Linked DNA regions of Homo sapiens: all the other regions are linked to region 1. The links are chromatin loops, found by intact Hi-C in ENCODE. Cell type or tissue: mammary epithelial cell. All regions are shown on one strand.

The links. Hi-C counts contacts between places; a loop is a spot of excess contacts. Peaks named below come from ENCODE experiments on the same cell type or tissue, not always from the same donor. Only the 100,000 strongest peaks of a DNase experiment are listed, where the experiment ranks them.
Region 2: a loop joins it to region 1, with 2.4 times the contacts of the local background. A loop is called at or near these places in 5 of 110 quality-filtered maps.
Region 3: it touches region 1 in a loop (4-fold over the local background); 4 of 110 quality-filtered maps call a loop at or near these places.

What each region holds. Positions count from the first base shown.
Region 1 is chr15:70,470,848-70,478,847 of GRCh38, reverse strand. No RefSeq gene overlaps it. Among named protein-coding and RNA genes, the nearest start is that of LINC02205, 31 kb to the left of the region's middle. RefSeq lists an enhancer at 1-126. In mammary epithelial cell, no CTCF peak of the experiment used is centred here; a DNase peak (open chromatin) is centred at 3,717; H3K4me3 peaks cover 384 bases; H3K27ac peaks cover 1,277 bases; H3K27me3 peaks cover 1,000 bases.
Region 2 is chr15:70,382,954-70,390,953 of GRCh38, reverse strand. No RefSeq gene overlaps it. Among named protein-coding and RNA genes, the nearest start is that of LINC02205, 120 kb to the left of the region's middle. In mammary epithelial cell, no CTCF peak of the experiment used is centred here; no DNase peak of the experiment used is centred here.
Region 3 is chr15:70,407,762-70,415,761 of GRCh38, reverse strand. No RefSeq gene overlaps it. Among named protein-coding and RNA genes, the nearest start is that of LINC02205, 94 kb to the left of the region's middle. In mammary epithelial cell, no CTCF peak of the experiment used is centred here; a DNase peak (open chromatin) is centred at 4,971.

The DNA of each region.
Region 1 (8,000 bases):
CTGTCTGCCCTCCTCTGTCCCGTTCTCCAGGCCCCTCTCCCTGAGCCTGGGTGTCTGTGGAGGACCAGCTGACTGAGCAGGCCTGGAGGCCATCTTGAGTGCCACCTCCTTGCCCCAAGACACCACCCAGGGCTCAGCCAGAAGCATCCTCGGGCCAGATAAAATAAAAACCACCAGGAAGTGAAACCACCTGCTCAGCACATGGGCGGGTGCCTGGCTGAGGAGCCGGTGGGAAGGCCACCAGGCCAGGCAGGGCGAGTGGGAGGAGGGTGGCCTGGGGAGAACCAGCCTCCTCTTTCCTGGAGGCGATAAGCCCTGGCTGCTCCACTGTGGGGGGCATTGAACATTTATGAATTAGTGGCGTTGTGCTGTTTTCTGAGCAATAAGTTTTCATGATGTGTGTTTGGTGAGCAAGGCGGCCGCTCACTGGTGCATTAATCTGGCTCGCCGTCCCTCCCGCCACGCTCTTGTAAATCATCTTGTCCTAGCCATCGGGAGGCGGAGAGGGCAGGGCAGGCGCCCGGAGGGAGGGAGAGAGGCCTGCCTTGAGCAGGTGGCTGGCAGGGGCTGGGGCGCTGGGGTGGGAGGGATGCTGAGGGAGACTTAAGGGGCAGTGAGTGGGAAGGGCCGGGTACTCCTGTCTGGAGCCACAGGAAAGAGTGGGAAAAGCCTGAGGCAGGGCCAGAGTAATCAAATCCCAGTCGCTGCACCTCATCAAGCTGATGCCCTCAGTGGTATTTTGGCCGGGGAGCCTGAACAGGGTTCAGCAGCCCTCCTGGGACTGGTCGATGTTCTTTGGGGTCTCAGGGGCTCGCCCTCCAGTCTCCAGGCCCTGCCCTGCCATGTGGGCTCTTGGGAGTGGGGTGCTGGGCGGGGAGGCTCGTTTCCATGTCCCAGTTTTCTGCAGGGCTCATGTGCTCTGAGGGGCACAGCCCTACTCTGGGCACCAGATGGCTGATAGGGACAGAGCCTTGTGTCCTTCTTCTCTTCTCCCTCCTCCTCCTCCATCTCCTCCTCCTCCATCTCCTCCTCCTCCATCTCTTCCTCCTCCTCCATGATCCGGGAAGCAATAGAACAGGCTCAGCTTCACGTGCTCATTTCCACTTAGCAGGAAGAGAGTTCCTTAGCCCCTCTGAGCCTCCTGCAAAATGGGGATTAGAAATTGCAGCAAGATTGGGATGCTCTGAGGATGGTGTTAGGTCAAAAGCTCCAGGGACCCTGGATGCTGCCCTTCCCCAGGAGTTCCCTGACGGCTCCTCATAGCAATGGTACAGAACAGCCAAAGTGACACGTTAGAGAGGTAGAAGCTTGGCACCCAGCAGTGAACAGCTCTAGGAGCCCCTTCCCCCTAACCCACATGGGGACAAAATCTCAGTCTGGCTCTGGCCTCTAAGGGAGTGGGAGCAGCAAAGGGAGGACAAGACAGAGGGCAGGAGAAGGCATTTGCCCCAAGCCTACTGCCCTGGCTAGCCTGCGGCCTCCTAGTCCTGAAAAGAGGGTCTTGGGTCCAGCTGCTATGGGGAGGGAATGGGGAGGGGGGAAGAGAGGATAGGAGAGGGAGGAGAAAAAGAGAAGGGAGGGAATGGGAAGGGAGGGGAGAGCATGCCAATCAGGCATTGACTGATCCAAAGATAGTCTTGCCAGGGAGGAAAAAGAAAAGAGACCCATTTATAGTCCTGTGACCTCTGTTCTCCTTGAAACCTGCACCCTACAAAATGTGAAATTTGTCCCTTGTGACTGACTCATCCTGGGCAAGAGTAAAGGGTGAGGTGGAGTGGGGTTGGGGTGGGAGTTGGGGGAAGGATCCCTGAGCTCTCGCTGGACCCTGGATCTCCACTTCACACTAAGTCACCAGATGGGTAAGACAGTAAAAACACTGCTTGGAGAAGAAACTGCAGGTGCAAAGGCAGGAAGATGTGAAAGGAGTCACTTTTCAACTCTGAAGAAATCTGGCTAAGCCATTTCAAAAGCCAACTTGAAGGGTCCACAAGGGACTGCCTAGAAGAATGGCTTCCAACAGTGTGAAGCCAGGAGGGAGGAGAGAAAGGGGACATGGCTTCTGCAGCCGCCACAACCCTGGCCTCAGTGGGAGCTGGGTGCATGCACTGGAGCCCTTCCCGGCACAGCAGAGGTGCTGATGAGGGGCTGGGGCACAGGACTGAGAGGTGCAAGGAATAGGGGTCCTTCACTGGCTGTGAGGCCACAGCCTAGTCACTCTGCTCTTTGGGCGTTGTTTCTGCATTTGTAAGATTATTCCCCAATTATGAGATGACCTTGGTTAGCGGGTGGACCCTTGGGAGCACCTTTGAGGGGAGATGAGGTGGATGGGGAGAGAAGGCCTGGCTGTGCTCAGCAGCGTGTGTCTTGAACTAGACCCTAGACCATGAGCCACTAGTATCACTAGTCTCTCAGTGACCTTCCCCACACCTACTCCTGTCACTCTAGTCTATTGTTCATAAAAGCAACCAAGGGGGTCCTTTGGGGGGTCCTTTTACAAATGCAGATCTGATCATGGCACTGCTTAGACCCCATCAATGGCTGCCCCTTGCTGTTGGGATAAACCCCTGCAGTCATTTCCTTGGCCTTCAGGGCCCAGGCCAGGTTCTCCACCCACATGGCTCCCTCACCCTGGGCACTCCAGGCTCCCTGACCTCCTGTCAGCTCCCCCACAACACCACACCCTTCTTCTCACCCAGGGGTCTTTGCACCAGTGGTTCCCACTTCCAGGAATGCTTTATCCACTGAATTCCTATCATCCCTCAAATTTCTTAGGCCTGTGAGGCCAGGCCAAGTTCCCTGCCCTGTGCTGTAACCACTCTGTCCTTTTCCTTGAGGGCAAGAACCACAATTGCAATGAAAGGATCAATTGTCTACTTCATCCTTGACTCTGTCTTCCCAGCTTAAATGTCAGCCTTGGAGGGGCAAGGACCATGTCAGTCTGAATCACCCCTGTAAGCTCAAGGAACTCACTGCACTGAAAACATTGGATATTTATGGAAAAGTGAGCCTTGGAATGACATGAATATTGGTAGGAGGAGTACTGGAATCAGACAGATCTGGGTTCCAACCCCAGTTTTGCCACTTACTAAGTGTGTGACCTATGAATCTTAGCCTCAGAAGCCTTCGTTTCCTCGTCTATAAATTGAGGCTAAAGCTGTTGCCCTTATTAAGCTCTCGATAGGCTAAAGCAAGCCACACCTGGGTGAGTGCCCTCGGCCATGTCATGTGTTCAATTAATATCAGCTCAATGAACATCATCTCCCTCCACAGAGGCCCTCTGAAAGCCGGGCACACACTAGACACCTCATTCAAGCCTGGTTGATGGGAATGTGAATTTGCCGAGAGATGGTGTTGCTGGGAGACCCCGTCACCCACCCATCTCCTCTGGCTGCCCATGGGAACAGAATAGCTTGAGGGGGGAGGTGTGCAGTTTCACTTTCATAGTTTTCAAACAAAAAGACAAAAAGAGGAAAAATGAAACCACCCGGAAAGCAGCAGGGGCCCATTTTGTCGGCAGCCTGACGTGTTTTGCTCAGCGGGCACCGATGGCCTCCCTTATTTATTTATTTTTTAAGTCCCTGACTCATGAGTCAGTCAGTTGGCTTGGTGGTAAAACGCAACCCACTATCAAGGAAATAGCTGATGAACTACATGGAGGCTGTGCCAACACACCACTCACGACTTCTGAAAATCTCTTGTTTTCTGGCCAGCATGAGCCAACTGGAGCTGTGGTTCCTCGAATTGCTCTCCAAGACCAAATGCCAAGCGCATTTGAGATCCTTCAACAATTGCCTCACAATCGCTGTGCACCGCCAATACATGTTTGCTGTAATTATACAGCGTCCAAAGGAGAGGCACAAAAGACTTGTTGATTTTGGACGGGCTCCGGCCCCGGCGAGGCAAGGGCTGACCTGGGCTCCTGGCAGAGCGTGGGCAGGCAGGCCGCCGGCCGCCCCGGTGAGGACGTGACCAGCTGGAGCGAGCGTTGAACCGGGGCCATTGCGGCCAGCACCAGCGCATTCGCCTCGCTCTCCTGCCAGCTGACTCAAGAGCCGGCTTTCTTTGGAGAATAACCCGAAGAGAACAAAACGAGGAACTGGAGCTCCTATAAAAAGAAGCTCGCTCCTTCCTCCAGCCAACAAGTCCCTGAATGATAATCATCTCTGAAGTTGGCCACCCCTCCCTCCCTCTCAAGTCACTAAACATGCTCATTCTCTCTCGCTCTCTCTTGTCTTTGCAAGGAAACATCTTGGCTTCAGAGAGGACTTTCCACTGTGGCTGGGGAGCGTGGCCCATCTGAGCCTCATTTCCTGCCTTCCCCAAACAGGCAGAGCCCAAGAGGTCACCCAGAGTGTGCTGGAGATGGGGAGAGAGCGCTCACTTGCAGTTAAGGATCCTGGTTGCCGCTCAGGTGCCACTGCTAGTGCTTCCCATGAGGTGGGCTTACCAGTTACCATCATGGGGGCTGAGTTTCTCCCTTTGTTGTTCAAGCCGGGAGGGGTGGGTTAGAGCTGTGGTTTCCATGCTCATGCCTTTCAAATTGTTTTAAGTTGGGGCAACACTTATTTGCAGGGAATCTCAATGCACCAAACAGAACTGCTTGGTGCAAGTGGGAGTTGGGTCCGGCAGCCCCATGCACGCAGCATGTCCAGCCCAAACCCCTCCCAGTGATCCCCCCGGGCCCCAAGGAGGAAGACTTGGGTGCCGTGGAACACAATTTGAAAACCATGGTCTCCTTTCACAAAAGCCCCTGCCAGCCTTTGGGTTGGGAGAGGAATCTGTGCCTGCTGGGGGAAATCACCGTGGTTGCCTTTAGCTGTCTCGAGTGCACCTGATCCTCCACCCGGGGATGAGGGGATAAATTCAGCAAGGAGAAGACGGCCGTCCATAGTAACAACAACAACAAAAATGATTTTGCTCCTGCTGAAGTTTCTTGAGCAACTGGCAGGCTGCCATGAACGTACTTAGGCGGAAAATCACCAGAAAAAAATGATATAATCTGACAGATTTTTCACAGGCTTAAATATTCATGAATTAAAGGAATTGGCAGAATTTTCTACATTATTAGCTTTCATCATGGCTGCAGGAGCAGTTGGTATACTGGCTGCTCTTCAAGATCCATTAATCTCGTCCATCATAAGAGCAGCCATTTTAAAATTAGCTATTTTTACTGAGTGATGGTGTACAGGGGAGATGGGGAAATTGAAATGCGATTCCAGCGTAAAGGTCCTCCCCCTTCTCACTTTAAAAGCAGCAGGGAAAGCCAAGCAGCCTCTCAATGGGGAGGGGTCAGCGTAACTCCAGAAGAGAGGTCTGTGAAATGTAGGCATGTGGTGCGTTGTAGGGCCCTTCTAGTCCTTTGGATAGGGAGCACGCGTTTGCCTGCCGAGCCCTGAACTCCGGACTGGGGACCAGGAAGGGATTAGCATGGCTTTTGGTGAGGCAGAGACCAAGAGCCCCAAATAGGGGCTTCTGGGTGAGGAAGACATTTAGACCAAATAGCACAGTCTTTCTAACAGATGGCACTTGGGGTGCGGGACTGCAGAATAGCCGAATAATAATACTCATTATGAATGTCGGGGAGTGCGTACTCTGTGCTGGAAACCATGCTATGCCTGCATCTTCTGGTTCTAGCATCAGGGAACTCGGAAGGTAGACATATACATGTGTGTGTCTCGCACACAGGTTAAGTCAGTTGGCCATGGTCTCATGGCCAGTGAATGGCAGGGCCAGGATTCAGATCCAGGTCTTTCTGTCTGCAAAGGGAGTGAGAAGATGCTGTATTGATTGCTGGCCTGTGGCACTGTGAAGGTACATTCTCCCAAACACAGCCAAAACTTGGTAGGAGAAAGCTGCTTCTTTTCAACCATGGAGCAAAGTTATAGTCAGATCATTCCTGTGGAAACTTGAGGCCCAGGTTGATTTCATCCTCCCTTGCTTTCTTCCTTTTATCCATCCATCCATCTAACCCCCTTCCTTCCTTCTTTTCTTCCATCCACCTTTCCCCTCCCTCCCTCCCTTCCTCCTTCCCTCTACATTGAAGATGTAGGCTTTATTATCATTCAGGTATGGCACGGCCAATAAATCAGGAGCTGATGCCATGGAAAACTTGTTACTCACAGTTCCAGGAGAAGGGAGCATGCCACACCATGCGGGGCCACGTGGGGAAACACCAGGGGCAGTCAGGAGGCAGGGGGCGAGGGGAAAACATGGGCAGGAACTTTTGTGGTGGTTTCTATGGGAATGGATGGGCAGGGCAGGGCAAGCAGGTTTAGGATCGGCTAGTTTGAATAATGTAAGGTTCTGGGACACAGTCCCTAGTTGTTTGGTACCTGGCCCTGGGGTGACTGGGGAAGGGGCATAGGGGCCCTGAGTGTGACAGCCCAGTAGAGGAGGTGGGGGGCGGGGGTAGTCTCAGGACTGTTTGCATATTGCTATGGTTAGAACATTTGCATCCTCTCCAAAATTATGTTGAAACTTAATCTCCAATGCAATCATATTAGGAGGTGGGGCCTTTAGGGGGGCTCCGCCCCACGGATGGGATTAGTGCCCTACAAAAGGGCCGGAGGGAACTAGCTAGGTTCTTTTGTCCTTTTTCTCTTCTGCCCTTCTGCTGTGTGAGGACACAGTATCATCCCCTCTGGAGCACGGTGTTTAAGGCACCATCTTAGAAGCAGAGACTAGTCCTCACCTGCCAGACATGGAACCCACCAGCATCTTCATCTTGGACTTCCAGCTTCCAGAACTGTGAGGAATAAATTTCTGTTCTTTATCTATTACCCAGTCTGTGGTATTTTGTTATAGCAGCATGACTGCACTCAGACACATAAGCAAGGCACACTCGTAGGCAAGTCCTTCACGATCTGTAGGACTGGCTGGACTATCTATAGAGACTGCGGCAGTCTCTCCAGGGTCAGCAAGGCCCCAGATGTCAAAGCACAAGGGCTACAGAAAAAAGGCATGGTTAATATACTTCATCCTCCCACCCACCCATCCATTCACCCACTTACCCATCCACCCATCCATGTACTTATTGAGCTCCTGCACTGCTGGGTGCTGAGCTAGGCCCTGGGTACCTCTGTGGGCCTTGCCTTGATTCATTTTTCAGGATGGTGGTAAAATTTGCTTGCTCGGCAAAGCTCACTCCTTGTCTATCTGACTTCATCTAAGAAGCAGAGTTCTGGGAGCTTGACCAGGATTTCCCCAGGTCACTTTCTGCACTCAGGTCAGCCTTGCTGCTCATGAGCCAGGACTCAAGAAATCACAAAGACATTTCTTGTTGAGGTGATATCCAAAATATTTAACAACTTAGACACAGAGGAGCCAAGCTGAAAAGACGCAGGCCATAAGCAGACTGAACAGACAGATGGGATGCATTTGGGTGAATGTCACCTGCCTGGGTGACACCAGCCTGCACAGTGCTGCATGGAGACTGGAGGGAGGACAGTGCTCCCTGTTGGGGTGCTTGGAACCAGCTCTTCTTCTGGGTCCCAGACTTTTTCTGCATGGTTGAGGAGTGATGTCTGTCTGCAAACAGATTGAGTGGGGGAGCTGGTGTTTGGGTAGCATTTCTCACATTTATCATCAATAATAATGATGATTAGTCATCATAATAATTAATAATTATTTACACTTGTATGATGCTTGTTTATGGAGTATCTACTCCATTGCCAAGTGCCTTATAACAGCTTATAATTACAGCCGAAGTTTACTGAGCTCCGCTGGGGGCCAGTTACTGCTGTGCTTAGGACTGTCTGGACATCACCTTGTTCAGCCCACACATCATCCCTGAAGGGGAACAATGGAATCTCCCTTTTACAGGTGAGGGAGCTGAGGCCAAGAGAGGTTGTGAAACCCACCCAGGGCCACACAGTGAGTAAGTGGAAGAGGTGTGTCTCACAGTGCAGTTCTGTCTGACTTCCGCCTCAGGTTTCTCCCATGCCCTCTGGCCTGATCCTGGATCCTGTAGATCCCAGTCCCGAAGGAATCCAAGAGTAGGG
Region 2 (8,000 bases), 88 kb after region 1:
TCTGCCCACCTACAGTGCATAGAGTTCCAATTGGTCCATATCCTTGTCAACACTTGGTATTATCAGTCTTTTTAATTTTAGCCATTCTAGGGGTATAGAGTGCTATCTCATTGTGGTTTTAATTTGCATTTGTCTATGACTAACAAGTATGAGCATTTCTTCATGTGCTTATTGAGCTTTCATATATCTTTTATGGTAAAGGGTCTGTTCAAATATTTTGCTTATTTTAAATTGAGTTGTCATAAGTGTCCTTTTTATACTCTGGAGACAAACCCTTTGTCAGATATTCATACTGTGAATATTTTCTCCCATTCTGGGTCTGCCCTTTTCATTTTTTAAATGCTGACTTTTGAAGAGCAAAAGCTCTTAATTTTTATAAACTTCATCAATTTTTTCCTTTATGATTTCTGCTTTTGTAAAGCAGCTAATAAATTTTTGTTTACTCCTATGTAAGAAAACTTTGCAATGATATTGCAAAGATTTTCTGGTGTATATATTATATATATATATTTGTATGTACATATATACATATATGTATAGATATAATATATATATATTTTAACTTTTATAGTTTTAGTTCTTATCTTTAGGTCTATAATCCATTGTTTGTTAACTCTGGTTTGGATGTATCTTTCTTTATTTTATTTTTATTTTCATAGAGACGAGGTCTCACCATGTTACCCAGGCTGGTCTTGCACTCCTGAGCTCAAGCAATCCTCCTGCCTCAGCCTCCCAAAGTGCTGGGATTGTAGGCATGAGCCACCACATCTGGCCTTTCTTTTCTTTATATGTGAATGAAAATGTTGCTGAGTATAAAATTTGGGAGTTACTTCCCCATTCCCAAACTTTAGATATTTTTACAAATTTTTTGCATGGAATGTTTCTGTGAATTTTGAGGACATCCTGATTTTGCATCTTAAATGTAATTTACATATTTAGCCTGAATAACCGAAAGACTTTATTATTCTTGAAGGTTCAGTTACTTAATCAAGATATATCAAGCTATATTATTTGATCTGCACTTTTATTAATATAGATTTATTATTTTTAATCTCAGGAAAGTTTTCTTCTAACATTTGTAAAGTATTTTTCTGATTGTGTTTGCTCTTTTTAGTCATTTTTGTTTTTTAATTAATACAGTTTTGGAAGAGATTTTGTGATTGCCATATCTTCTGTGCCATATTTCCTAAGAGTTTAGGAAAATAATTTAGGGAAATAATAAATTTTTCCCTGGAAGAAAGAAGTTCCTAGAAAAACGCAAGTTGGGAATAAAAGTAGGCATATGCACTATACTCACACAAGCACACATACGTGCCTGGAATACATACACTGAGGTGCTAAGTGGCTATGTCACCTCTGCGTCCTGCCTATATGCATTTGTGTTTTCTTTCTGGTTTGTGTCCATATGTTTATCTTGCCTACAATGAGCATGGATTGCTTCAGTGATAACTCCCAACACTCAAGCAGATTTTGGGAGCGGAAAGAATGAGCCTCATTCAATAGCTCATTTACCAAACATTTCCTTAGCATCCACTTCTCTTCAATCAGGAATTTAACACTTTTCCTCCTATTCAGGCTGGAATAGTTATTCCAAAGTGAAAATTAAAGGATGGAGATTGACTGCTGGTGTAAACAATCTCTCCAAAATGGAAGTGTTTCTCACATATCTCTCCTAGAGTCACTTGACTTGAAGCAGGTCCTGGGCCTCCTCTCTGTGGCTTAGGCAAGGGGGCTGCCAGTGGGCAGATGTGGCCCGTAGGTGCATTTTGACAGCACGGTGATTACCATTTTTGTTTGTTTGTTTTTAAAACTTTTGAGCCTTTAACTGGGGGATGTGCTCTCCAGTTCTCCACAGTCTTCATAGCCCCTCACTGGGGTACCCCTGGCCTATCCCACACATTTATGGTACTTGCCTGATCCCTACAGGACTTCTGGTGCAGGAGGTGATAGATGAGTGTTCAAGAGGCACCAAAATGAGCTCCTACTTCCTTTATTTTTTTTATCCATATTTATGTACTTACTAGGACAGAAGGGCAGAAGAGGGACATGAAGGTGAGTATAAACAGTGTAAGTCATAACCCTGTTTGAGGGAAGTGGCTAATTTGGCTCTGAGCTTCCCAGTGGCTAAATCAAAGAAGGCAACCCAATCAGTTTTACAATTTACATTGTCAGTAAGTCTAAAATTGAAGTATTTTCTCAAGAGAAATAAGCTTTACTTTGAAAACAAGCTCCTAAGATGAAAACTGCCTTTGCATACTTTCTCTAGACTTGGGAGCTCAGGATTCTAAAATGATCCCAGTAGAAGCTGTACAAATACATTAAATGCAAAATGCGTATAGCACAAGCTTGATATCTATATGAGCTAATTGAGAGGAGAAAAGATTTTGAGTTTAGCACATAAGCACTTAGTATATCTTTCTTCCCACATTATAGATAGCACTGCTATTTTCTAAGTAGAAACTGAAATATTTCATCTATGCATGCAAATTAGTCTGGACTCTGTGCCCAAGGCATAAAACAAATGGAATCATGAATATTTTTAAAGGAATGTATTCTACCTCTTTTTTGTTCCTGTCTAGTTACTGGTGCCGTATAAATGGAGGGGTCTGGGGAGTGGGATCATATTTAGTTGATGGGACCTGAGGGTGGAATCAGGGAGACTCTGCTCTAGTGTTGTCACATCTGAGTGTTTCTCAACTTGGCTGGGTGCTCACTGTAAACACCTGGAAATCTTTGAACAATACTATGCCTTTGTCTCACCCCAGAACAATTGCATCTGAATCTCTGGGGTGGGGCCTAGGGGATTACTTTTGTTCAAAAGGTCTTCCAGTGATTCTAGGGTACAGTCACGGCCTTGAGCTCTGATGTCTCTGGGCCAGTGGTTCTCCACCTCTAGTGCATGAGACTCACTTGGCAAGCTGGTTGAAATGCAGATTCCTGGGCCTCATCCCCTTCCTCAATATTCTCATTTAGTAAGTCTCTGCAGGTCAGGTCAGTGTTGAGAGCAACTGACCTAGTCTTTCTTTCCACCTAGTGTCACAAAGTAGGTGCTACGTCTTCAAATGTAGAAGCAAGTGTGGAATAGAATAATCAGTAAAAAAAGGAAAAGGGCATCAGAAACCAGAAGGAAAAAGACAATCACAGCAGAAACCTGCAAGCACAGTCATTATAACTGAACACAGAATTTTACTCTGCTTTTCCTGCAACCAGGACCTCCATCTCTGCTGGCCCTGAGGCCTTGTTCTTACTATTTAACATTGCCAGACACAAGTTTCCTCACTGGTAAAATGAGAGTTCTAATACATGATGCACAGAAATGGAGTTTCTCCATAGCCACTGATTGAGTTTCTGGGAAGGGACAGAGGATGAGGACATTTTGAAAAGAGCCTGGGATAAGTGTGGGAGCACCCGGGCTCTTGTGGGTGCTGGTTTCTAAGCCATTGCACCTGCCAAGCCAGGAGCTGAGTTTCTAGTGGAAACCTCTGACCCGCTTCTTGCTAATGCCTGACAGTCCATTTCCCAAGGGAGGTTAAAGGACATCTCTGTCTCAAGCAGGCATTTCCCATAATCCAAGAGATAGGGATGAGAAATGTCTGCTGGTGCCACTGGGTGTCTTAACAAGGGAGACCCCTGGGGTGGCAGGAGCCGCAGTAGACACACTGGTCCCTCCGCCTGCCCCTCAGCACGGCCTGGCTGCTCAAGGCCTTTGAAGGATGAATTTTCATGCGACGTCTGTGTTTTCACTTGGAGAGACCCGACAGGAGCTGCTGCAATATTTCACCAGCTCTTGTGTTTGTCAGCTCCACTAATCATCAGCCTCAATCACTGGTGCGATATTTTATGAATTAATAAAAATGATCACGGGCAGTCCAGGGGGACCCAGGGAAGAAATGCGTGCGGTAGAATTTTAATGAGCACCGTGGGGAATTTCAACCTTTTCTCGCTTTTTGTTTTTATTTTTTAAAAAATCTTCCCTTCTTCCTTCCACGCCCCCCTCTGAAATCTTTTTCTTGCCCGAGCCCCTCCCCTTTAGCAAAATCATAGCTAGAGCTGTTCTAAATCACTGTCACACAAATTAGGTGTTTTCCCTCAGCCTGTTGTTTGGCCCACAACAGTGTCGTCCTGTGCTGCAAATGTGCCCCATGCACCTGCTCTCTGTCCTAATTGAGCAGATGATCTGCCGATTTGTCATGCTTAGCCCAGACCCCCTTCCTGGCACCCCCTCCCCCATACTGCCAGCCTTGGCCTGCCTGGAACATTGGGCAGATGTAGAGCTTCCCGTGTGTGTGTGTGTGTGTGTGTGTGTGTGTGTGTGTTATGACAGATCTTGTACTCATTATTGAATAATTCATTGTTGCGTTAATGTCTTCAGATACCATCTCTCACTTCCTCACTCTTTCTCTCTCTCATCTGGCTCGCTTGGGAAAACTTGATTATGCCTGCCGCTCTGACGACAGAGTATACAGATAAAAGATAATTGCTTGGCTTGACTCCTCCATTGATATGAAAATAAGATTTAAATTATTCACTCTGGTTTAAAGGTTAGTTGAAGGTTATTACAGGGGATGAAGGAAAAAAAATCACTCTTCATAACGTTCGGGGTTGAGATAAGACAGATTTGAAAGGGCCTAATTTGCACTGTAGGCAGAAGCACCTTGTGAATAAACTGAGACTCCCTCTAGAGATTTTAATCTAGGAGAAGTCAATTATTTATAAGCAAATTATGGCCGGCTTTTCATATATATAAAACACTCTGTGTCATAAATAAGGACATGGTGGCGTCTGTTCCTTTCTCAGCACCCAGTTTTTCTTGATCTCGAAGCTCTGGCCTTGTCACAACAGGAATTTAATGAGGCGCCTCTGTTAGGAGGGTCAGCTGACTTGGTGGGGGCTACTTTTAATAGATGATAATGGTAATGATAATAATAATTTGGCTTTGGGGGTGGGTCTCTGCCTCTGGGCCTGACCCCTTGCCCGACGGGAATGGCCCGGGAAGCGGGGGGCCTATGGGGACACTGGCCACCTGCGATTGGCCCCCTCTTGCCCACCAAGCATTGGTGTTCCCAGTGGGTTCTTGCAGATTTACATAGGAAATCATCTCAGAGCTGCTTCTGCCCAGGGAGGCACATCTCCTGCCTGAGAATCAATAATTAATGGCCTTCCATATTTCTGGAAGTTGGGCGCTGCTTCAGAAAGTATCCAGTGGCCTCCTCCTCTATAGCGCTCCATGCATTAATCATGGCCAGCCATTTTTATCAAAATGCAGAGCTGCGGAACCTGAGTGTTCTTCTCTCTGGTGGGCCCACTTTGCAGCCCGTCCCAGGAATGCTCTCGAGGAGCCCCTGGGTGAGTGACTTGGGGCTGGGCGTCATGTTCCCTAGAACCTCCTTTCACTGTACAATCACAGGAACCTTTGCTCCTCCTATTACCTGCAAATAGGGCATCATGCATGCAACCCTGCAATCCCCTGGGATTGGTTTAGGAAATACGTAGTGTCAGAGAGCTAGGCTTGTAGGACTCCAAGAAGGATCTTGGCCTGCAAGCCCTGAGGCTGCCTCTAAGGGGGGGTCTGGCCAGGCGAGGTTGCCCTCTGTCTGGCTGTGGAAAACTTTCAATCATCTGCTCCCTCTCTAGATGATTACAAAGCCTCCAAGCTGTTAGCCCCAGTTAGTTCTCCACAGGGATCCTATCTGGAAAGGATCCTTGCCCCTGGCAGGTTTCAGGAAGATCTGGAACAGCCTGGGTTTGCCGAGGTGCCTGGCCTGGTGTGGGCGGTCTGGCCTGGCCTGGTGTGGGCGGTCTGACCTGGCCAGCTCGGGGGCATCGTGGTAAGGAAGAGGAGGTGGGAAAAGGGCAGCTGGCAGTGATGGTGTGTGGGAACAAGAGGCTGCAGATGGGTCAGTGCCGCTTCTGAGCAGTTTGGATTTGGGGGCGCTTGCTGGTTATCAGCAAGGTGACATTCCTCCACCCCTCTTGCTTCAGCCTAGAAGTTCTGCAAGCTCCTTTTTTATATATATATATGTGCCTATATATATATATACACATATATATGTACCTATATATACACATATATAGGTACCTATATACACACATATATAGGTACCTATATACACACATATATAGGTACCTATATACACACATATATAGGTACCTATATACACACATATATAGGTACCTATATACACACATATATATGTACATATATATACACGTATATAGGCACCTATATACACGTATATAGGCACCTATATATGTAAAAGCTTCACACACACACACACACACACACACACACACACACACACACAGACTATAAAGCATAATCCATTCTTGAGATCTAGAGAGGTTAAGTGACTTGCCCAAAGTCACACAGCAAATAAATGGCACACCTTAGACCCAAAACCAGCTCTCCTGATACCTAGATAATAATATTTTAGGGTGTTTTTTTTCCTATCTAGTGTTTGAGATCCAGAAAAAAATAAATGCTGCTTTTTACTGTACAATCTGGCCCCGCATGGAGGTGTGGGGCCGGGCAGGGCTTAGTTCTTCATCTGTAGGGGATAGAACAGGGGTCTCCTGGGCTCCTTTGAGCTCTAAATTCTATGAATACAAATGTAGCAGAATATTCCTCAAGGAATATTCTCAATGGCAGAGACCCTATCTTAAGTCATTATGAACAGAAACATTTGCTGTACATTTACCTTGAACAAGCCCCGCTCCAGGCCCTGCAAGGGGATGTGGATGACAGAATTCTCAAAGGTCTTGTCAGTCTGCAGAAAGCCTAACGTAGATAGGTGAGGGCCCTCCAGCTGGTAGGAGTCGGTGTGAAGCTGCAGGGTCAGGGCCGCAAGTGCTGCAGGAGTTCCCAGTTGGGGAGAGACCCACAGGAGCCAGAGCTGGCAGGGCCAGCTTCTGGGAGGAAGAGAGGCTGAGTAAGATGCTGAGATGGCAGGGTCTGCTAGACAGAGAGAGAGGGAAGGCATGGTGAGTGGGATACTGAGCGCGTGCACCACTCACTCTCGCAGGAGGGGCCGCAAGCTTAGAGCAATTTGCTAAGGCAAGGTCTGAAGGATGAACCAACTTTCACTTAAGGGAAGCTGGTTGCACCACACCAAGGAGAATTTTAATTATTTCAAATCTCTGGGTTCTAAGGCCCCATAAGAGGTCTGGAATAGAGGCCACTCCACCAACGGTACACTGAGCATGTGTTGGGTGAGCGGTGGGTTGGGCCAGGCTGGGGGATTTATGGAGAGCTGCGATGCTCAGTGGAGCCCCTGCTTGTCTTGGAGCAGAAGGATGATGTGAAAGCAATGTCCAAGACAAGACTTACTGGAATGAAGAGGCCAGGGATAGGAAAGCTACGGAGGAAGCCTTCGGCTGATGTGTTTAGGTGTGGCCTAGGGGTAGAGCTGGGTTAAGTATTTCCAGAGATGAGATGATAGAATTTCCTGAAGAAATCTAAAGAAGGAAGTACCAAAGTGAGTGCAGAAAGAAAAACGGTGGCTGGGGAGGAGATGGGGAGTTTTGGGTGAGGAAACATGAGGAACTGACTCTGGGGAGTCATGGGGAGAGGGTCTATGGGTGATCAGTGACAGAGCTCATGAAGAGAACTGGACCAGGTGGGTCACACGTCTGGGAAGGGACATGACTTGATAACACGATCACTGGCAGTGGAGCAGCCCCAGGGCCCTGGCACTCCCACCATGGGCTTAGTGCTTCTACCACTAGGCCGCACTGCCTCTTAACATCACCTGTACAGAGACAAGGAAGCGAGAGGTGAGCCCAGCAGTTTGCCTCCTCTACTCACTCTCCCAGATGGGGCTTTAAGCTCAGAGCTCTTCGCTAAGGCAAGGTCTGAAGGAGGATCCGAGCTGCACTTAAGGGGAGCTGGTTGCATCATGCCAAGGAGGATTTTAATTATTTCAAATCTCTGGGTTCTGGAAGGCCCCATAAGAGATCTGGGATGGAGGCCACTCCACAAGCACAAATGATTGATTGCCCAC
Region 3 (8,000 bases), 63 kb after region 1:
CACCTAGGGTCAACCCGGCTCCAGCAGCCAAGGTGCTGGGAGAAACCGGGGCTTCAAGACATAAAAGCAGAAAACACAATGTTTTATTAGTGCTTGAGACATTTATTTCCCCAGTTAACAACAATAATAAACTCGTTTACGGCTGTGAGTTTCATTGCGTTCCCCGGTGGGGCTCCCACCTGCTGCCGCTGTTCAGAGCTGTGCGGCTCTGGAGCACGGAGAGGCCAGCCTGGCAGCTGGCGTGGGCGGGCACCGCCTCCTGGCAGCTGGGAGGGCCGGGCGGGAGTCCCCCGGACACTGTACCAGCAGCATGAATCCCGCCTTGGTGAGGGGAGGCAGGCTTGCTCCCCACGGCGGGACCACTGGCAAGCAGGTGTTAACAGAGGTTTCTGGGCCGTCACCTGGCTATTGTGCAGGTGTCTCCTTCAGATCATGGAATGAAACAATGGTTCTGACTCAGGTGACTTCTTTGGGGGAAACCAAAATTTCAATGTCAAGTTATGGGCTGACCTTCAAGTAGGGTGGGGCTGGGGTGCAAACTTTTAGAAAGTATTCACTTGCAAGGCCAGGCAAGGGTCTCCTTAAATGCTGTGCTCCAGGCACTTGCCTGTCACCCTCTAGTCCTGGCCAGGGGGGTCACATGCTCCCTCCATTGACAAGCATGTCAGGCCTCACAAGTGTTTTCTTCCAACCTACCTTGGAAAAGAGGTTCGTCTTTCCTTTCCTGGGTCTCACTGTGGCAGCTTGGACCCCATACCCCCTTCCTCGTGATGCCGGGTTGCATGGGCTGGAGAAATGCAGTGGACACAGCTCACAGTCTTCACACAATCCAGTGGCCCTTCCTGGGACTGGGAACCAAGGCGGGTGGGAGGGAAATTTTATGAATTTATAAAGATATGACTCACCTTATGTTGTTGTTGTTTTTTAAAAATGCACTCAAAATAACTATCCTCCTGTTCCTGCCAACTTCCTCCCTGGTTCTAATTGCTGCCTTGCGCCTCATCCACTCAGCTCTCAGAGACTTGCTTTGCCTGATATTTCTTTGCATGATATTTCTTCATCATGAGGAAGGGGGTGATGGGGTCCAAGCTGCGATAGTGAGACCCAGAAAAGGAAAGGTTAACCACTTTTCCAAGGTAGATTGGAAGAAAACGCATGCGAGGCTTGAAAAAGTTCTGAATTTTTTTTAATTTGTTTAAATTTTTATTTATTTATTTATTTATTTTTTGAGACAGAGTCTCGCTCTGTCGCCCAGGCTGGAGTGCAGTGGTGCCATCTCCTCTCACTGCAAGCTCCGCCTCCCGGGTTCACGCCATTCTCCTGCCTCAGCCTCCCGAGTAGCTGGGACTACAGGCTCCCGCCATCATGCCCGGCTAATTTTTTGTATTTTTAGTAGAGACGGGGTTTCACCGTGTTAGCCAGGATGGTCTCAATCTCCTGACCTCGTGATCCGCCCACCTCGGCATCCCAAAGTGCTGGGATTACAGGCGTGAAGCACTGCACCTGGCCAAAGTTCTGAAATTTTATCTGCGGGTGGGAGCAGGGGTGGTTGGCAGGTGTGTGAGTGTCCTGTTGAACCTCCCTATACTAGGGACCCTCACGCTTGAACAGCATCAATCCCCTGGAGGCATGTGGGTTGCTGGACCCACCCCAGTGTTCCTGATTCAGGAGGTCTGGGGACAGGCTCGAGAACTTGCATTTCCAGTGATGCTGATACTGCTGGTTGAGAGACCACATCTTGAGACCCGCTGCCCTGAGGTGTTCCGGTAGAAGAGCTCTGGGATTAGTCAGAGCTGAGTTCAAATCTAACTCTGCTGTTTATCAGCTATGTGACTTAGGGCAAGTCATTCAAACCCCCCCAAATACACAATAATAGTAACTCATAAGAATAATAATAGTGCCAATGTTTTGATCATATGCTGGGTCTTGTGCCTGGTTCTTTAATTGGCAGCATCTGTCAGTCCTCACAATGACACAGTGAGGTCAGTGATTTGAACAGCTCCATTTCATAGATGCAAAACTGGAGGCTCAGGAGTTAGGAGATGTTCTCAAGAGCACACTGCTGACTGCAAGTGGTAGAGGCAAGAATTTCAATGAGGTCTGACTACGGAGCCCACAGAGGTGGCATAGTTAGCGTAGATCACTAGAACTGTTTTGAGGATTAAACAAGACCTACGTAGAGCACCCAGCACGATGCCTGGCACTCGCAGCCACGGCTCAGGGAGTGAGCCTCACCTCCCTAAGGAGAAGAGCCTAGATGAAGCAGGAGAGGGAGGGAGATGGGGGCCGAGCTCATTGACTTCTCAGGCTCCGGGTGAGCCCAATCTGGGGAGGGGATGAAAACAGGAAATGGTGAATGAGGCATCCCAGGGCAACACTGAAGGAAGCAGACACAGCTCTGCTTGAGTAGGGGGTCAGGGCCTGTTTCTGACACATGGAGAAGGGAACCACCCATCACCATGGCTAGACCTGGATTTCCTCCTCATCCATCCAGAGCCCTCAGCAAGGCCAGGGCGTTCTCCTGGTCAGAAGCCTTACCGCAGTGCCCCAATGTTTCCAGGTGCCCTTTAGGACTCCCATGGGAGAAACAAGGCCTTTAGCTCTCCTGCTGTGTCCCTGGCAGTTGGCTGGGCCCAACCAGGAAATCTTTTCTAAAGCATTTCCCATAGCAATAGTCAACCCAGCCATTGGAACCAGCCCCCAGGCAAAGACAGAGTCTCATGATTTTTGCATATTGTTTGCTCACTCCACTTTACAAAAATACAATTACCATCATGTTTGCCCTGCAAAGGAAGCATGCTTATGTATATAGTAAGATAGGGTGTCCCAGAGTACAACCTCTAAGCAGAGACATAGCAGGGCACACCCAACCTCAGAGCTTGAATGATCTCTCAGAGCACCTGTTTAGGCCATGCTCACCACACTGGATGTGCCCTTGAAAGACTCCCACCTTTGTGATGCTTTACCTCCTTATGGGAAAGGGGCCAGGGAACATCTAGTCAATGAGCCCTGACTACAGAGCCTACAGAGGTGGCATAGTCATTGTAGATCACTAGTACTTTGCCAATACCTGGATGACAAAGGCTGGAGTGGGGTCTTGCAAGGTGAGGTCCTCCTACCCCCAGCATTGGCATTCCTGGAGAGGCCTGTTAAATGCAGATTCCTGGGCCCCACCTGGGGTCTTCCTGGTGATGAAGAGGTCTTATTGCAAAGTGAGTGCCTCCAATGTGCAGAGCCTGGAGTCTGGCTGTTGATCCTGGAGCCAAATCTACCTGCCGGGTGCCATCTCAGGCATGAGCCTCCAGGACCATCCAGCTTTGCTCTCCTACACCACCACCATTATCACTAAGATGCCACCACCCCCTTCCCAATAAGCCTTCTTCACTAACCACCTTGTAAAGGAAGGCCTAACGGCTGAGTGCACATTCTGCACAAATGGAAGCTATTCAAAGACAAATTCCTGGGTGGCAGGCTGTGTCTTCCATCTCTTCTTCCTGCCCTAGAGGACCCCCATAGAGCAGACACCCCAGCTAACACATGGTGGAAGGAGGCAGGCTCACAATCCCCGTAACCTGGGGCGTCCGTGCCTATGTCCCTGGGCCGAGTGACCTGACAGCCATCTGTGATCGGTTTGCTGCTTTTCACACCATTGCTTTTTGCCTCCTAATGGTCTCCATAGCATATATGCCAGCAGGCATTTTTAATCAGAAGAAATTAAAATGAGTTGCTTTGGAAATGTCACTGCCTCTTTGGACACAATGATGGTCAGGCGGAATGTCACTAACCAGTGGAGAGAATCCTGGCTTTGGTGAAAGAAAGAAAAGACTGCACTGAAGAATGCAAAGTGGAAAGAGGGTTTCTCTAGAAGCACACAGAACCTGCCTCTCACTGCCTATGTGACCCTGGGCAAGTCATTTACATTGCTGTCTTCTTGGTTCTGTAAAACGGATGAGAATCCAGGGCCTCCAACAGTAATTACACAAGGTGATGCATGGCAGAGCACATGACCTGGAGTAGACGCTTAAGGAGGGTCAGTGGAGAGAATAGGTCCGTGTAATAATTATCCCGCATATTTGAATAGGACTTTACAATTTTCAAAGCACTTTCTAATATGTTACAGGGCTAATTAAGTGTCAATGATTAACAGACGCCTAAGCGGAAAGAGAGACAGCCTTTGGTCCACTTGACAGTGGGGAATGGTTCTGTGGTTCTCCGGGGAACAGGCAGAGCTGTGAGTGTTTGATCTTGGCACAAAATGATTCTGACTACTACTATTCTTTCTATCAGGAATGGAGATTTAATTAAATACCGATTTGTCTTTAACAACTTTGAAACACCCTTTTCACCATGAGAGCTCTAAGTGATTTGCAAGGAAATAGGAGGTAGCTTACGGGGGCCCAGAGAAAACATTCCAAAGCACAAGTCTGGGTTTCTGTATTTATTTACTCTTTGTGTCTCTGCCTCTCCAGCTCTGTGTCATACACACACACATCCCTACGGATGGCAAGTGAGGAAGACACACTGTTAAAAACACTCAGACATGGTCAAGCCAGAGAAAATGCCACAGCCCTCCAGAACCATATTCTGTATACCAACAAAGCCTGAGATGATTTTTTTTCCTGACCTCCAGATGCCCGTTTTACCAGGTTACCAGGCATCCTGAGGCCCACCCTCTATTAAGGAAGTCAGGGCGGGGGTCCAGGAGCCTGCATTTAACAAGACTTTCTGGTAATGCTAATGCTGGGGGTAGGAGGACCCCATCTTGCGAGACCCCACTCCAGCATTTGCCATCCATGTGTTGGAGAATATATGGACCAAGCCAGCCTAGTAAATCATTTTCCCCTCTTCCCCATTTTGAATTCCTCAGGATTTACACCTTGGGGGAAGCTGAGCATTTCCCTGACAACGGATGACTAATATAGAAGTCCCTGTGAACAGGTGGAAGACAGGGGTAGACAAGAGAAACAATGTGGACATGTCTCAAGTTGAAACATCAGGCTCTTGACAGCCTCAGGCACACACACTGGCAGGGAGGGGCCCTGAGGCTCAGGCAGGGGAGACACTGCCTAAGGAAGCCCAGTGTTCTGTCGGGAGGGAGGGAGGCTCTAGTGAACTCTTAAGGGCAGGTCAGGTCAAGTCTCACCCTGAAGTTTATTTTTGGAATGAAATTTATAGAAAGAGTGTGGTCAGAAGGACAATTGGGTACCTGGGGCTAGAAGCTGGCTAGATGTGGGGCCCCCAGAAGGAGGACTTGGCAGGCAGGTAAGTCTAGGGAGAGCTCACCCCTGGCAGCAGCTGGCCCCAGGTTCCTGACCTCATTTCTCAGAAAGTTCTCTGTGGCCACATGGGTTTGGTCCCTCGTGTTTTCTCTCACCACTCTGCTCTAGGGCCTCTGCTCCTGCCAGCCTCCAGCCTCTGCTCATGTCTTATGATGCCCTGCCTTCCTTGCAAGTCACTCTGTCTGTCCAAATTCTGCCCATCTTCCTAAGGCCCAGCTCAGGCCTGCCTCTGTGGGGCCTTCCCTGACCATACCAGCAGAATGCTCTCTCCCTCTCACAACTCTCATCACCTTATATCTATCATCAGCTGAGCCTTAATGCACATGCAGGGCAAAGGCTAGAGCCTTCCGATGGCCTTTCCTTCAAATGAGGAACAGGAACCTCATGGTGGGACCTAAGTCATGAACTGGATGTTGGATGTTGCTTCGTCAGTTGAGCTTAAGTAGGCACAAAGACCCTCAAACTTGGCTGCACATGAGAACCACCTAGGAAGTTTTAAATAACACTGATGAGGCCAGGCACAGTGGTTCATGCCTGTAATCCCAGCACTTTGGGTGGCCAAGGTGGGCGGATCACCTGAGGTCAGGAGTTTGAGACCAGCCTGGCCAACGTGGTGAGACCCTGTCCCTACTAAAAATACCAAAATTAACCGGGCATGGTGGCAGGTGCCTGTAATCCCAGCTGCTTGGGAGGCTAAGGCAGGAGAATCTCTTGAATCTGGGAGGTAGAGGTTGCAGTGAGCAGAGATTGTGCCATTGCATTCCAGCCTGGGCAACAAGAGTGAAACTCCGTCTAAAAAAACTAACAAACAGAAAAAAAATGAAACACACACCAAAATAATGCTGATACCTGTCCCTGCCCCAGATCAACTGAAACCAGTTATCTGTGGGGTAACCAAGTCAAAAGCTCCCTGGGCTATTCTGATGCACAGTGGAGACTGAGAGCCAGTATAATAGGCTGATCCTCATTCTTAGCCATGAAAGAGCAATTTGAGAACAAAGCTACTTTCCCTTCATTCTAATACCATGAGAATTCAACATATGGGGTAGTTACTGTTGTTCTTTTGTTCTTTTTCTGATCTCCACTCCTTTAGAAATGGGGGAAAAAATATTCAAGACTCAATGTAGGCTTAAACTAGCCAGAGACCAAGGATAGCAAATAGCTATGTAGCCACTCCATTCCATGACCTTGACAGGCACTGCTAAGCAATAGTGGTACATGTTCTTTCTGAACCAGAAGCGTCTCACAATGTTTCACTACTCTGCTCCAGGCAGATCCAATCAATTAGAGTTGGCATCTTAGTTGAACGTATTTGTTACTCCTGCTAGAAGAAGCAGAAATAGAAATGCCCTGATTGCTTAAGTTTCGATCAAGAAAGTCAGTGGTAATGGTAGTCTTTTTCTAACTATCCTTGGATGTCCTCAGGGCCTAACTTTAGATGGGAAAGGCAATTCTGAGTTTCTTTAGAGTGAGCCAATGTATTCATCTTTCTAAAGAAATTTAGCATGGTTTCCCATTGGATCTCTTGGCTGACCCAGGGCAAAGAAGGCTATATAGAGAGGAGTAGGGCATCTGAGAAAGATGGCCAAGTGCGTTTTCAAACCCAGTTGACAACATTGTCAATTTCCCCACCACTTGAGCTTGGTCTAGAAGTAATCAAACCATTCCTTTGTCTCCAGGTATATGGGATTCCTCATGGTCTTTCTTCTCTAAAGGCCTGACTGTCCGCTTGTTAATGGGGTGACCTTAACTGTACTTTTCCAAACTATATTTCAAGTGTCCTGGATTGTTCTTCTAATCAGGACTGCACACCACCTGACCCCAGCCTACTCTTCCAGTCTGATCTCCCTTTTCACCCTCAGAACTCCAGGTTCTGGCCACAGCATTGCTGCTTTGTCCTGAATGTGTGTCTCTCCTTCATGCTATTGCCAGCACCTAAAATGTCCTTGCTTCCATTTCTATCAGCTTTGGTCTTACACCCACATCAAGACCTACTCAAATCACACTTCTTGCCTAAGGTCCCCCAGCTTCACCCATTATCCTAGATCTCTCCTTCCCCTGGTCTTCCATTGTGCCCATTGTGCCCTTCTATTTTAGCCAAGGGAAGCACACGACTATTAAGCATCTACCAAGTGCCAGTCACTGTCCTAGGTAGTAGTATTAGGAATCTGATTTTATTTAATCTTATCAGCACTTCTATTTCTTAGATCTCACCATCTGCATTTTATTAATGAGGAAATTGAAAACCTTCACAGTTCAGTGATTTGTCTAAGGTGGCAGAGCCCACATCTCCTGTGCTTTTCCAGGCTCTGTTCTTTCTTCTGTTCTCCTCTGTCTCCAAGGTGGAATTTCCCCTTGTCTGCCTTGTACATAGAAACTGGAGTCAGATAATCTAGGATCAAGGCCCAATTACCTATTTAGTTACTCTGTTATTTTGGCAGTTTACTTAACTCTTTGGCCTCGTTTCTTCATTTGTCAAAGAGGATTAAAATAATACCCACCCACCTTATCTCATGGAGGAGAGCTCCTCTATCCACAGATTGTGAGCCTCCTGGGATGAGACCTCAATGCACTCATCTTTGTGTCTTAGTACTGGTTGGCACTGGGCCTAACACAGTAAATGCTCAATAAATCCTTGTAATTCAATTACATGAAATTAAATTGAATGAGTAAACAGGTTAGGGAAAGAACTCAAACACCTCATTTTTTGGGTCCAGAATT